Linked DNA regions of Homo sapiens: region 2 is linked to region 1. Evidence: read pairs that join two places in POLR2A ChIA-PET (ENCODE). Cell type or tissue: K562. All regions are shown on one strand. Each heading gives the region's core, and the rest is flanking DNA. Links, peaks and the distances in the headings are about the cores only.

Evidence for each region. Peaks named below come from ENCODE experiments on the same cell type or tissue, not always from the same donor. Only the 100,000 strongest peaks of a DNase experiment are listed, where the experiment ranks them.
Region 2: POLR2A ChIA-PET joins it to region 1 with 5 read pairs; 2 of 35 experiments call an interaction of 5 or more read pairs at or near these places.

What each region holds. Positions count from the first base shown.
Region 1 is chr5:57,159,253-57,167,093 of GRCh38, reverse strand. No RefSeq gene overlaps it. Among named protein-coding and RNA genes, the nearest start is that of GPBP1, 11 kb to the left of the region's middle. In K562, for the core only: no CTCF peak of the experiment used is centred there; a DNase peak (open chromatin) is centred at 3,273.
Region 2 is chr5:56,851,113-56,858,953 of GRCh38, reverse strand. It overlaps MAP3K1 (mitogen-activated protein kinase kinase kinase 1), which reads right to left. Exons shown (of 20, transcript NM_005921.2): 2 at 2,204-2,354. It also overlaps the pseudogene LOC124901214. Among named protein-coding and RNA genes, the nearest start is that of MAP3K1, 39 kb to the right of the region's middle. RefSeq lists a silencer at 7,734-7,841. In K562, for the core only: no CTCF peak of the experiment used is centred there; no DNase peak of the experiment used is centred there.

The sequences.
Region 1 (7,841 bases), core at 1,340-6,339:
CAAACTCCTGAGGTCAAGTAATCCTCCTGCCTCAGCCTCCCAAAGTGCTAGAATTAAAGGCATGACCTACCACACCCAGACTTGCTACATGCTTCTTAATCCAAAGAGATGCATGGGTTGACAAGTATTCCGCCCTGCTCCAGTTTTGGGTGGCCCAGTTTCCCTAATTGGCACTTCCACCTCTGTGCCTCTCCCTCTGTACTAGAAGGTATATGCAAGAACGCACAGCATGATCACAATTACCAGCAAAATTAAAAAAAAATTTTTCCTAATATGTGACTTTCAAAACGCTGCCTCTATAAATGACATTTATTATTTTAAACCTACAGCAAGAATGTAAACATGTAAATTCTTGTAGGTAAGGTGAAGAATATATTTTGTAGTGTTTCAAAAGAGTGCTGTATTTCAGTAGGTTGTATCCTTTGTCTCTAGAAATGGAAAAGAATACAGGGAACCCTGGAGGTGTAGTTGATTCCCTGCATCTTGTTAAAGACTGGGTGACACAAGAAGAAACCCAGTCCAGTGCCGGGCTACTTTGCTCCTTCCTGATCCTATGTAAAATGAACATGTGGGACCATGGTTAGGAGTATTCTGTTTGTTATGTTCTCTAGATATGACAACATACACTGCAACCCCAACTTCCTGTTTCTGTCTAATACACTCTGGAGTGAAAGGAATGAAGTATGGCCAATGAATGATTGAAGAGAAGGGCAAACACACGTGGTGGAATTTCCCTCTTATTTATCCTCTTAGGTTTCTTTCCAAGTTCATTTTTGCATAGCATCTTCCACTTTTAACTCTGGCTACCCATTTTAGGAAAGGAAATCCACCATATTTTTCAGAAACTTGATTGAATCCATAGCTTCCCAGTGTAACTAAGTGGCAACCCTCCCAACCACTCTACTTAAGTGAATTAATATTTCTCATAACATTGAGTCTAATTGTCTAATGAGCATATAGGGATACAGACAAGCTAAATGACATGGTCAAAAGCCAATCAAAGGAAATGGAGATAGAAGTAAAACTAAAGATTTCTCATTTGGGCTGGGCTGGGTGGCTCACACCTACAATCCCAGCACTTTGGGAGGCTGAGGCAGGAGAATCCCTTGAGCCTAGGAGTTTGAGACCAGCCTGGGCAACATAATAAGACCCCGTCTCTATTCTAAGAAACATTTTTTTAAAAAGATTTCTCATTTTGGTGTCTAGTATTGAGCTTTTAAGTTTCAGAACTAGAGTAGTCATAGATCACTTCAACTTTAGTGACACTAGGACATGTTTTCATACTAATCAGCTTTTTAAAAAATTCAGTCCAGGAGTGGTGGCTCATGCCTGTAATCCCAGCACTTTGGGAGGCTGAGGCTGGCGGATGGCTTCAGCTCAGGAGTTCGAGACCAGCCTGGGCAACATGGCAAAACCCTGTCTTTACACAAAATACAAAAATTAACAGGGTGTGGCGGCCTGTGCCTGTAGTCCCAGCTACTTGGGGGACTGGGGGACAGAGGCAGGATTGCTTGAACTTGGGAGGTCAAGGAAGCTGCAGTGAGTGGCAGTGAGTGGAAATCGTACCTCTGCACTCCGGCCTGGGTGACAAAGTGAGACCCTGTCTCAAAAAAAATCCTTGCGATAGTTTGCTGAGAATGATGGTTTCCAGCTTCATCCATGTCCCTACAAAGGACATGAACTCATCCTTTTTTATGGCTGCATAGTATTCCATGGTGTATATGTGCCACATTTTCTTAATCCAGTCTATCATTGTTGGACATTTGGCTTGGTTCCAAGTCTTTGCTATTGTGAATAGTGCCTCAGTAAACATATGTGTGCATGTGTCTTTATAGCAGCATGATTTATAATCCTTTGGGTATATACTCAGTAATGGGATGGCTAGGTCAAATGGTATTTCTAGTTCTAGATCCTTGAGGAATCGCCACACTGTCTTCCACAATGGTCGAACTAGTTTACAGTCCCACCAATAGTGTAAAAGTGTTCCTATTTCTCCACATCCTCTCCAGCACCTGTTGTTTCCTGACTTTGTAATGATCACCATTCTAACTGGTGTGAGATGGTATCTCATTGTGGTTTTGAAATCAAGCAAAAGTATATGTTAGAAGTAAGGTCCTACTGTACTTCAAAATTAAACTTTTTTATTATTGTTATTATTTTGAGACAGGGTCTCACTCTGTTTCCCAGGCTGTGAGTGACTTTTGTATTTTTTATAAAGACTGGGTTTCACCATGTTGCCCAGACTGATCTCGAACTCCTGGGCTCAAGCGACCCACTGCTCAATGAATTAGATATGATCCATGCTACCCTACCGTTTGTCTTAAAATGCTACTATTTTCACTTTAATAGACTCAGATTAATCTGGTTTCCACATAGCAGTGGAAAGAGTGTGGGCTTTGGAGTTAGACAGACCTAGGCTTGAATCCTAGCTCAGTTCATTTTGGATTTATTTCATATTAAGTGTTGTTGCTGTGCTATCTGTTGCGGATACACAAATGATTAGGATATAGTTCCTGCCTCCAAATTCCTACCACCTGAGAGATAAAACTGACAAAATATCTACACTCACTGCTGTACCCTACAGTACCTAGCAATAGTAGCCATTCAATAAATATTTGTCAAGTGAATACATTTCAAGACGTTTTGCTAGGTGCTGTGTTAGAGGCATGTACAGGGTGCTATGGGATGGCTTTTCAAGAAAAAGTTTTAAAAGCTGAGTCTGGTAAATTGAACAGAATTCCAGGGGGCGGGGGCCTTCCAGGTAGATGCTGTTGCACAACTAGAAGCACAAGGATAAAAATAAGCCACAAAGGGGCCGGGTACAGTGGCTCATGCCTGAAATGCCAGCACTTTGGGAGGCCGAGGCAGGCGTATCACCTGACATCAGGAGTCGGAGACCAGCCTGGCCAACATGGCAAAACCCGATCTCCACTAAAAATACAAAAATTAGCTGGGCATGGTGACGCACTCTTGTAATTCCAGCTACTCTGGAGGCTGAGTCAGGAGAATCACTTGAACCCAGGAGGTGGAGGTTACAGCGAGCCAAGATTATGCCACTGCACTCCAGCCTGGGCAACAGAGTGAGAGTCCGTCAAAAAAAAAAAAAAAAAAAAAAAGGCCACAGCAAGGCATTTCCAAAGATGCAAAGAGAAATGACTGTTACCACCCAGGCTGCTGGGAACCCAGAGAGGGTTGAGATCGCATCACAAGGGCCTCAGCACTGTGCTAGGAAGATTAGATGTTTATCCTGGAGGCTTTGGAAAGTCTTTTAAGCAGGAGAAAGACATGATTGGATTCATGCTTTCAAAAGAGCCTTCTTGTGATCCCCTGAAAAAGAGATAAGGAAAATGAGGCTACAGGAAGAGAAAGAAGCTACAAACCTATTGCAGTAATCCAGGTGAAAGATGATGGTGGCTGGGACTCCCCTGGCCTCCTTTTGGTTTCTCCCACACACCATGATTCTCCCTGATGAAAATCATTACGCAAACTGTTTCTTCTGCCTGGAACACATGTACTCTCCCACTTTCTGTCTCCATCTCTTACAAGCTTTTAAGTCACAGCCTAAATGTCACTTTTATAGACAGCTGTATTGACTACCTACCTAGTTCCCCTACTCTCCCTTATTGCACTGATCATACTTATAAATTAAGGTTATTAATAATTTATAAGTTTATTTAGCTGGGCATGGTGGCTCACGCCTGTAACCCAGCACTTTGGGAGGTCAAGGCAGGAGGATTGCTTGAGGCCAGGAGTAGAGACCAGCTTGGCCAACATAGCAACGCTGTGTCTCCAAAAAAAAAAAATTTTTGCCGAGCTCAGTGTCTCACACCTGTAATCCCAGCACTTTGAGAGGCCGAGGCAGGCAGATCACCAGAGGTCAGGAGTTCAAGACCAGCCTGACCAACATGATGAAACCCTGTGTCTACTAAAAATACAAAATTTAGCTGGGTGTGGTTCTGGGTGCCTGTAATCCCAGCTACTCTGGAGACTGAGGCAGGAGAATTGCTTGAACCTGGGAGGCGGATCAAGCCATTGCACTCCAGCCTGGGCAACAAGAGGAAGCTCTGCCTTAAAAAAATAAAAAATAAAAAATAAGATTATTTATTTAATATCTGCCTCACCCACTGCACTCTAGGTTTCATGGGGAATTCAATGAGTGAATAAATGAATGAGCAGAGAGTGGTGGAGCAACATAAACAGATTCAAGAATAGGATATAGAACTCAGAAAATGTGATGTTTCAATGTTTGTGAAGACAAGGCAGAAAAAAGTCAGCGATGACACCCAGTTTCTAATTTAGGCACTTGGTTGGCTGTTAATGGCATTCCCTGAGTTAACTGAGGCCCAAAAACAAGTTAGGTGGAAGATGGAAATCATGAGTTCAGTTTGGGACATTGCGATATTATGAAATACATATTTGGGCCTGGCGCGGTGGCTCACGCCTGTAATCCCAGCACTTTGGGAGGCCAAGGCGGGCGGATCACGAGGTCAGGAGATCGAGACCATCCTGGCTAACACGGTGAAACCCCGTCTCTACAAAAAATACAGAAAAAATTAGCTGGGCGTGGTGGCGGGCACCTGTAGTCCCAGCTTCTCGGGAGGCTGAGGCAGGAGAATGGCGTGAACCTGGGAGGTGGAGCTTGCAGTCAGCCGAGATAGTGCCACTGCACTCCAGCCTGGGCAACAAAGCAAGACTCCATCTCAAAACAAAAAAAAAAAAAAAGGATAATATACCATCTTCGACCGGGCATGTTGGCTCACTCCTGTTATCACAGCACTTTGGGAGGCTGAGGAGGGTGGATCACGAGGTCAAGAGTTCGAGACCAGCCTGGCCAGCATGGTGAAATCCCATCTCTACTAAAAATACAAAAAATTAGCCAGACATGGTGGCACACACCTGTAATCCCAGCTACTCGGGAGGCTGAGGCAGGAGAATTGCTTGAACCGGGGAGGCAGATGTTGCAGTGAGCTGAGATTGCACCACTGCACTCCAGCCTGGGCCACAGAGTAAAACTCCATCTCAAAAAAAAAAAAAGAAAAAAAAGAAAAAATTCCATCTTCATGGCCACAGTGTCAATTTGAGGATGTGACTCAAGCTTGACCAATTATAACCTTGTGTAGGACTTTGCCAGAGATGCTCTCATAAAGACATTCTCTTTCTACTGGGGTTACTAAAACTGAGAGGTTGTAAATGTGGGATCACCAGTCGACAAAATCTGGGATTTCTATTGTCTGCCATGTAGCTCTCAGAAACAAAAATAATCAGAGCATTGACATATTTTTTAGTCTTTGAATGTAGTCCTTCCTTCCTGAAGCAGTGATCATCTCTGAACTTCACAGTAATGGAAGTAAATACATTTTCTTTACTTCTTTACTAGTTTGTATTGGGTTTCTGTCATTTTCATCCTAAGGAGCACCTATGAATTCAGGGCCCTTGTCCTGTAAGTTGACTGATACAATGCAGTGTTTTCTTTCATCCATGATCTCCAAAGTCTATTGAGGAAGACCTTCAGCTTTTGGTAAAGAAACTGGCCATCTGAAACAACCTATAAGGTAAGTGTAACAATTCTGGTGTTTTTCTTTTTGTGTCAACAGCATGGCTAGCCCAAAGAAGAATCAGAATCACTGGCTCTGTCTATAAATAAGTTTCCCTTAAAAGCAGGATCCTTTTTGTGGAATATAATTGAAAAGGAAGCAATTTATCCTATCCAATTTTCCTCTATCACCCAAAGCAGAAGCTCTTTTCACGTCAGCATAATGAAAGGCAATCTGAGGAAGACTCTGGGAAGTCTCCTTGCAGTTAGCATTCTTTTCTACTGCAAAAGGTGAATCCAGCCAAACTTCTAGAAGTGTAAAATGAATGGGTGAAAAAAGACAATTTGAGGAAAAAAAGTTGGTGTATCAAAGGTTAAGAGAAAAGTAGAATTGGAATGAAAAAGTAAAATTGGAGGATGAGAAAAAGAAAATGAAAACAGAAAAATTACTTAAAATTTTCTGTGTTGTTTTTTGCTTTAACTTACAAGCAGAAAACTTAGTTACTAATGGCATAGTAATTCATCCATTAAACAGTTAGTCATATACAACCTACTCTGACTTAGGGACTGGGCTAAATGCTGAGGATGCAACAAGGAGCAAGATACCCATGGCCTCATCTCTGTTTATAGAAGTCAAAATTTGGTTCTAAGTAGGAAATAAATGAATCTCAAACACACACTGTATTAGTGTGGTGATGCTCTCCCCACTAGCCAAATGCCCTGGGCAATGGGCAAGGGGAGGCTAGAGCTTAGCCCCTTCTCAAGCTAAGCCTCCTGTTTATTATTATTATTGTTGTTGTTGTTGTTGTTGTTGTTGTTGTTGTTGTTTTTGAGATGGAGTCTCGCTGTGTCGCCCAGGCTGGAGTGCAGTGGCGCGATCTCGGCTCACTGCAAGCTCCGCCTCCCGGGTTCACGCCATTCTCCTGCCTCAGCCTCCCGAGTAGCTGGGACTATAGGCGCCCGCCACCCCGCCCGGCTAATTTTTTGTATTTTTCGTAGAGACGGGGTTTCACCGTGTTAGCCAGGATGGTCTCGATTTCCTGACCTCGTGATCCTCCCGCCTCGGCCTCCCAAAGTGCTGGGATTACAGGCGTGAGCCACCGTGCCCCGCCAAGCCTCCTGTTTAAAGGGCTTTAGAAGAACAAGTGAGCTAGGTTCACATTTTCCCCTGAAGCTTGGAAGCCACACAGCACCTGACTCAGCAAGGCTGTATTGACCTGCTTTTCTGACAAAAGAGCTAAGAGAGGGGACTGTGTTGGGAACGGTCTGCACCCAGTGGTTGGTGGGGCAGAGGATGCGTGAGTTATTCATAAGCCAAAGCCAAATATGGACTGGGGTAAGGGAGCTGGATTTGCACCAAGAAGACCACTTGTAAGGATGTGGTGACTCCAGCAGAGAGGTGGGTCACTGGAAACTCCTGGAAACCAGGGGCCAAGGGAAGACCACACATGGCCAGCTGGAGGAATCATTGCTTTACATAAAAAACAGTTTTTTTGTTTTTTTGTTTGTTTTTGAGACGGAGTTTTGCTCTTGTTGCCCAGGCTGGAGTGCAATGGCGTGATCTCGACTCACCGCAACCCCTGTCTCCCACGTTCAAGCTATTCTCCTGCCTCAGCCTCCTGAGTAGGTGGGACTACAGGCATGCGCTAGCATGCCCAGCTAATTTTTGTATTTTTAGTAGACATGGGGCTTCACCATGTTGGCCAGGATAGTCTCAATCTCTTGACCTCGTGATCTGCCCACCTTGGGCTCCCAAAGTGCTGGGATTACAGGTAAGCCACTGCGCCGGCCTAAAAAAAGGTTTTTAACATTAGAAATTCTCAAAGTGGTTGGGTGTGGTGTCCTACACCCGGGACACCACAGCTACTTGGGAGGTTGAGGCAGGAATATCCCTTGAGCTCAGGAATTCGAGGCTGTAGAGCACCAGGATCCCATCTATGAATAGCCACTACACTCCAGCCTGGGTAACATAGTGAGACTTTATCTCTACAAAGAAATTCTCAAAGTGGGAGAGTATCTAGAGAAACTCTCTATGGGAAAAAACCAGCATTTAACATCCGTTCAATCTAGAGGACACCAATACCAGATTATAACTGTATAAGACCTTTCTGTTCTTTATTTCTGCTTCCTCCCTTCCAAACAATAAAACATGAAATATATTTGAGCTTGACGGAAGGAGAACTTGAATTGGTGACAGTTTGGAATGTGGACTATTCAACTGGACTGGCCTTTTTCTTGTCTAAAATTGACAGTAAAAAAACTACAAAACATGCTTAAGATTTTGTCCTGGGACAGACAAGAACCATTG
Region 2 (7,841 bases), core at 895-5,894, 310 kb after region 1:
AGCCAGTTGCTGTGTTCACCAAACTTGCCTGACCCTTCCTCCTCCTGTGCTTTCACTCACTCTCCTCCTATTTTAATACTCATCTCCAGCCTGCAGCACCCCAGGCAGTACACCTTCACATGAGGAAAATTTACCCATCTTTCTACGCTGAGTTAAAATTCTTCCTTTTATGAAACTTCCCTGAAGTCTACCAGCAAGACATTCCTTCTCTTTCCTAAGTCCCTATTGCTCTTCTGCCCATCCCACACATTTGGCACCTAGTCACAAGTTGCTTTGTGATATTTCATGTATTACTCTATTTATTATGTATAAGTCTAATTTTCCCATTTGGAGATATTTACCCTTTATGTTTCAAGAATGATTTGACACAACTTACTTAAAGTATAAAAACAAACAAAATCAGACCTCCCAAGTAAACAGTAAACTTCCTAAGGATAATACGAAATCCGTAAATCATAAAATGTAGGGTGGCATAATTAAGCTTAAGGACTATGTGTTATGCATCTTATTCCACACATCTCCTCCCTCTTCACTCATGTCTTATATACAGACAAGGTACTTTGGTACTTGCTAGAAAGTGAACAGTATAAAAACCAAAATTTTGTTTTAGAGAACTGGATATTCTTAGTTCATGTATAATAAAGAACAAATAGCTGGCTCATTTTTAAAAAGTTGTGATTTATGCCCTACGGTATTCTCAAAAGATTTAGGCTGTTTGAACACCTCCATCTAAAGGAGCTCAGAAAGCAGCACATTCAAACTTCAGATGGCTCTGCTTGTTCAAAAGTTCTTTATATTGATTGAGTAGTAATATGCCCTTTTAACTGCCAACATTCTACAAGATGTTTCAATAGCACTTTCTCTTCTCTAAGATAAATCCTTAATTTCTTCATATTCACCTTCTGGCACGAATAGCTAAAATGGTGAGGGGTTCCCACCATACCACCTCACGTGAGTAATAAATGGAAGAAATGTAGAAACTTAGCTGTAAAGACAAGGACTCACGGGCCCATAATAACTTACCAAGTGCTGGTATGGAAAGGAACAATTAGATTTATTCTGTATAATTCCATCGGTTAGAATGAGAACCAGTGGGTAAAATATTCCTGACAGACTGCAGCTCAGTGATGAGGATATCGAAAGCCACAGGGATTATTGAGTTATTTAAGTCAGACACGAGTCAGTACTACACATCTAAGAGAGCTTTCTGAGGCAGTGAAAATGTGCTAAAACTGCACTGCCTAAAAGGTAGCCATTGGCCACATGTGGTTACTGAGCATTTGAAATGTAGTTGGTGAGACTGAGGAACTAAATTTTTACTTTTATTTACATCTAATTAATTTAAATGTAAACTTAAATAGGCATATGGGATGAATGTAGGGCAGACAATCACTTGGCAGGGGTGTATTTAGACCCTTGTCAAAGCTTAGATGAATTTTAAGTTGCCATATCTGTTTTAAAAGAACAAAATAAAAACTTGCTGAGAGAGATTAGTGCTAGGATACTGTAATACTTCTTCCTTTGTAAGAATGAAGACACACATTTCATGATGGTATTCTTATAAGAATATATATTCTTATACCTATAGCAAAGGACAGAGTATCCCTGCTTTTTAAAATCTAGGACTCTAGATTTTCTTTCATCAAACCCCACACATTTTTAATTTATCTTAATCCCCATAGGTCTATTAAACATTTTTTCATGTCAAATGAGGATAACATGCTGACACTGTAACAAAGTTGGAGAAACGCACATCTTATGCATGCATGTGAAAACCCAATCATTACACTTATGAATTACTGCAATTAAATGTTTTCTTTCCTAGAAGATTTCTGAAATTAAGATCCTTGGATCCTGTCTTAGAGATAAAACATCTAAAATAAACTGGAAAAATTCTTTTTAAAATTTACAAGTACAGTATAAAACTCCAATGAAAGGATTTTAGATACTGACATGAGAGGGCAGTCTTGGTTTAAGCATTTACCCCTCCACCAAACACAACAGTTAAGTTCCCAGAATAGTTTAAGTTGTTTAATGAGCACAGTTTTAATTATGGTTTCTTCCAAATGACCACAATATCAAGTAAAGAAAACTACTACATTTAAAATGAAGAAGAAAAGCTTACAAGAGGATCTATTTATGCTTACTTTTCCATTTCCTCCTATGCTTTCTTCCTTATAACTGGTAACCCATAGCCACTTACCACAGGCCCTCGCCTATTTCTCCTTTCCAACCATTCGTGCTTCCAGGCTGGCATACAGGTTGCCTTCAGTTTCTCCCTGATCATTCGTTCCTCTGGACGATCATCCATCTTGTGCAACCCTTTGAGAGTTTCTTTATTCTCCATCTCACGACTAAAATGCAGGCAGAAACAAATAAAATGAGAAATGTATATATGAAAAATAATTTCCAAGAACAAACAGAATGGATGGTTCTATTTTATACTTCCAACGGACATGTAATAAAAAAGATAACTGCTAAAAACCCCAAATGACTTAAAGCTTGAAAAGATTCTGAATTATATACTACTGACATATATCATGCAGACCTATGTTCCACTGTAGTTAACAAAATGAATCCCAAGACATTAAGCACTATATTAACAAATATATTCACTAAGACTGCATTGTTTTTAATTCTACCACCCAAATAACAAATATTTAGAAGGGTGTATTACTACACTTTTATCCCAGGATTTCCAATAAATTAAGTCAATACAGATAGAATCTGGTGGATATGCTGATTTATCTGAAATAAGCTCAATAAATATTTAATAAGTGAAGTGAAACTTAACTACATCATCTATGACCCCAAAACAATTTTTCATAGCCTACATGATTAAATTTTTATTTTCATAGAACAGTGACTTCATAACAAAGCACTTGGGGTACTCTATAAAGAATAAAAATTATCCAGTACAAACATTTGATCTTTACTCCATAAAATGGTGTGGATTTACCAGAATAAAACAATCTCTAAACTAAGAACGTTTGAGAATTAACTCTACAAAGCCTAACAGGCAAAGCATCAAGCTCACGAAAATCACTAATTTTAAAATATACCCATATCCACATGAGCATACATGCATACACGATATGCATAGATTTGAAAACCTGATTTATAAGGATGCAGTTAAAGCAACTGCACCTTGGGATTAGTAACAACTTTAAAAATACTAAGCTAATTTCAGTAACTATTTTGAAAAGTCTTTAAAGCTAGAGAACAGTTTTTCTACACTGATAGGAAAAGGAAATACTCAAGGAAATACCAAAAACAAGAACCTCAAGTTTACTACAAAGACAAATTCAAACTCCTCTAGGAATTTTCCAGCTAATCACAACTATGAAGTACGATCTTCAGAGAATCAGCCAAAGGAAGAAGAAACTACTTAAAAAAAAATATTCACTAGAAAGGAAACGGTTAACCCGTTTCACTGAAGCATCAAGACTGTGAGGAAAGTAGAAGGCAACATATTAAACATCTTTGTATCAGCAACTGGCCTAGACATTTTTAGAAATACAAAGAATACATAACATTTGGTTTGAAACTTGCAAATAGGCATTAAGACCACAGCGTAAAATATTTCCTTACACACACATACACACACAAATACTGTTATATAGAAGCAATATGAGACTTTCAAAAAGTATGAAAAAAGGAGGATTATCTAATTTACTTATATGTGCTTGGCTGCTTTTTATGCTGATTATAAAATATAAATATTAGGGGATGTGTAGAAGAAAGTAAGAGAGGGAGGGAGGAGAAAGAAGGAAAGAGGAAGGGGGGATGGAGAGAAGGGAAGAAGGCAGAGAAGAAAGGAGGAGGAGAAAAAGGAGGAGGGAGAGGAAGGCAGAGAAAGAGAGGTAGGGGTGAAGAACACAGGGGATAAAGTGTCTTCCAAAAAAGTCCATCCTGCTCAGTTGGTATTCCAGGAGGCTCAGCTTTGTAGGCAACTGAATTTATGTGGTGACTGCATAATAAAAATTCACTTCCAAGTCTTTAGTATTAAAAGCGCTTTCCCCCTCCAGTAACAATGTTGCAAGAGGTGGTTTGGTTCCCAGGCTAGTTCCAAAAAATAAGCCTCACAGTGGAACTGCAGTGCATTTTTATACCAGAAACTCCTGCACTCCTAGACCAAGGTGCTTGATAGTCTTTCCTCTGGTCCTAGCTATCTCTCTTCCCCCAAATCTGTTTCAGGAGTATCTCTTCTCTGCTATGGATTTTCAGTTTCTGTTCCTGGCCCTGAGTCAAACACACAAAGGATGTTCCTTGTCTAAACAAATCTTTCTGGATGGCATGGCCTCCTTAAAGTCTAATGTGTCTCTTTCCTTTCCACTTGTTTGAAAATACTGTCATCTTTTAGACCAATTTCTTTTATCATAAATAATAGGGATGAGCATTCTAGTAGCTGAACTTTTACACACATCTGAGATTCTTTTTTAAATTTCGTTTTACCTTATTTATGTTTAAGGACTATGAGATTATTTTTTTCTTTTTTCTTTCTTTTTTTTTTTTTTTTTTGAGATGGAGTTTAGCTCTTGTTGCCCAGACTGGAGTGCAATGGTGCAATAGGCTCACTGGCAACCTCCGCCTCCCAGGTTCAAGTGATTCTCCTGCCTCAGCCTTCCAAGTAGCTAGTATTACAGGCATGTGCCACCACGCCTGGCTAATTTTGTGTTTTTAGTAGAGATGAGGTTTCACCATGTTGGTCAGGCTGGTCTCGAACTCCTGACCTCAGGTGATCCACCCACCTCGGCCTCCCAAAGTGCTGGGATTACACCACATTTGGCCTAAATTATTTCTTTAGAATAAACACCTAGAAATGGAAATGCTGGGTTAAAAATGTACACAAATGAAGACTTTTGATAATATTGTCAAATAATCTTCTAAAAAATATGTCTTCCATTCACACGCCCATCCAGGTCAAGCTGCTCTTAAACCTGCTCTGAACTAGCAACAGGCTCCTAACGAGGCTTCTTTAACTTTGAATCTTACCCAGATTTCACAGTGCAGCCAGGGTTACTTCCTCCATTAAAATGCTCTAGTGGTTCCCCCCGGGCTTAGACTAAAATCCAAAATGTTTAGCCCAACCTAAGTGGCCCTGCACCTCGTGGTCTCACCTCAATTCCTGTCATCAGACCTGCAACCCCCCTTCTTCACTGCCTCAATAACCCCAAGATCTTTCCTACTCAGGGCTTCTGGACAGGCTGCTTCCTTCTCTGTCTACTTTTTACCTAATTTCTACCCACTCTCTAGATTTTCCTCAACTCCTCAGAGACTTTCCCAATTTCAATTAAGAACTCCCAGTTCCATTCTTTCACAGCACTTGTATTTTTCCTTTAACATGGTTAATGCAGTTTGCAAACTGTTCCTCTCTTATGAACTGTAAGCTCCATGAGTGAGGGGACCACGTGTTATCGCCATCTATACACCTAACATCTAAGCATGTCTGGCTCATAATAAGTATGAACATATATTAAGTGAATGATCACTTATTAACTCTGGCAGTCCTACAGCCTTCCCAGTTTTAAATTTTAATGACTATTCTTATTAACTTTTTTTATAATTCTGTATTTAATTAAGACTAAATTTGCAATTTAGATGTTGTTCAGAACAATTTTCACTGTTCCTAAATTAATCTGCAAATATAAACCAAAGTGTTTTTCCTAGTCTCTTTGTAATAATTACATGTCATTAATTTTAAAATGTGTATTTTTTCACATTTTAATATCTGAAATATGAATGCCTCTTGCAATCAAAAGTTATTATAATTTAACTGGCAGGTGTTATTTCCTTCATAGTATATAAAATAATGGTACAACTTACAACCACTGGGATCTTTGAATCAATGAAATATATAGTAAATCCTATTGTATTTGCCACGAATAAATCACATCTACTCTGTTTAATTTCTCTCTGAAACAGAACCAAACTGTGAAAAATTTTTTTACATACTTGTATTGTTTTTGTTATAATCCTAACATATAATCTTCCATAAGCCAGGCATATATAGGGTTTTCATTTTTACTAGATGAGTGTGTGTGTGTATGTATGTATGTATATAGCAGTGATTTATCATCCAATTAAGATATCACAGCCATAGCAGGAAAAAAATCTTTTTTTAACCAAAGCTAATCTAAACAGATAGCTGTGAAGTCACTGGGAGATGAGAGCCATCTCCAACTCATGTTGGTTAAACGTGAATGTTTCGGGGAGTTATTTTTGCCAAACATTACCCAGAAACATACCTATTTTAAATAATAGTGTATACACTTTTGACCTTAAAAAAATAACAGATTTCAGCTAAACAATGTGTTTTGAGAAACTACCTTGAAGACTTAAAAATAAATAAAATTGTGGTCAGAAAAATAAGAGAAACTTAAGCACTATTACAGATCAAGCTTTATCTTCATTTCCTGTTTATTTAGGAAACATGAGGTTTCTTGGTTTTGGTTTCTAGACATTCCTAAGAATGAATTTGTGACCTGACACAGAACTTCAAGAACGCTTACTCCCTGAGGTTAGGTTTCTAGTGCTAGACTCTTCCTAGACCTACAAAACTCACCTGTTAAAAACCAAGATGCTTCAAGGGTCCCTTCTCAGGGAAACTGTAGTCAGTCCTCCCCTTATAATGTGGTGTCAGCCACTGTTGATTGTGCTAACTCTCTTGTAGGTCTCTCCTCTACTCTTCTATGAGGTCTTTTTCTCCTGGTTCTATGTCTAATCATCTTCATCAGTACCATAAATTAGACCTTCTTCCTGGAGCCCCTTAAATACCAACTATGGCCCTCTTCTCATAGCACAAAAAAACTTCATAAATATACCATGATATTTTACTCCCGTCTCTGCAGATGACTTTTTTTTTTTTTTCCCTGCCAGGAATACCCTTTGCCATCTCAATATGGCTTCAATGAAGAATTTCCTACCACCATTCTACGGCAGTTAGCTGCTCTCCCGCTGCATGGTAAATATTAACTACAATATATCATAAAATTAAGTATATGTTTAAGTATCTGCTTCCCTCTCCACATTGTGAGCTCTTCCAGGACAAGTTCCCTCTTATTCATTGTTCTATCACACTGCCCAGTGACCTGACATACTGCCCCTTTCTGGGAAGCGAAGGGTCTGCCCAGTCCTAAGGGTGGTGGCTAATGCTTAAGGTGCTTTATACATCTGAATCCATCCCAGCTTCCACAGCTGCCTGGTCCAGGAATGTTCCTTGGTCCAATGACCTTCTGTACTGAACGGTATTGTACGCCTGAGTCAGCTCTCTCCCTGAGAGTTTGAAAGTAAAACACACAAATAGTGTTACTGCAGGAAGAGTGGCACTTAACACGGAAACAGAGCAAGGTAATAAGTAGAAACACTGAGACAGAAATAAGGGAGAAGAGAGAGAAATTAGAAGAAAGACAGGGATGCAGAAGCAACAAAAGTCAACCTAACAAGTTGTACACGGGTCCCCTGATAAGCTGTTAGATGATGACAGCCACTTTTATACCACCCCTGGATAATGAATGACTAGTTCTCCACGGGCCAAGTGTACATGCTGCAATGGAGGAAACTTCTTGGTGGATTCTTTAATTTGGAATGAAATAAATTTTAACCCATCTCTGTTCCCTGCAACCTCAAATAGTCTGACTAAAACACTAGTTCTGCACAATGCCTGGCACACAGGGGACATTTCATAAACACTCAAAAATAGAATCCTGGCCGGGCACGGTGGCTCATGCCTGTAATCCCAGCACTTTGAGAGGCCGAGGCAGGCAGATCAACTGAGGTTGGGAGTTCGAGACCAGCCTGACCAACATGGAGAAACCCCATCTCTACTAAAAATACAAAAT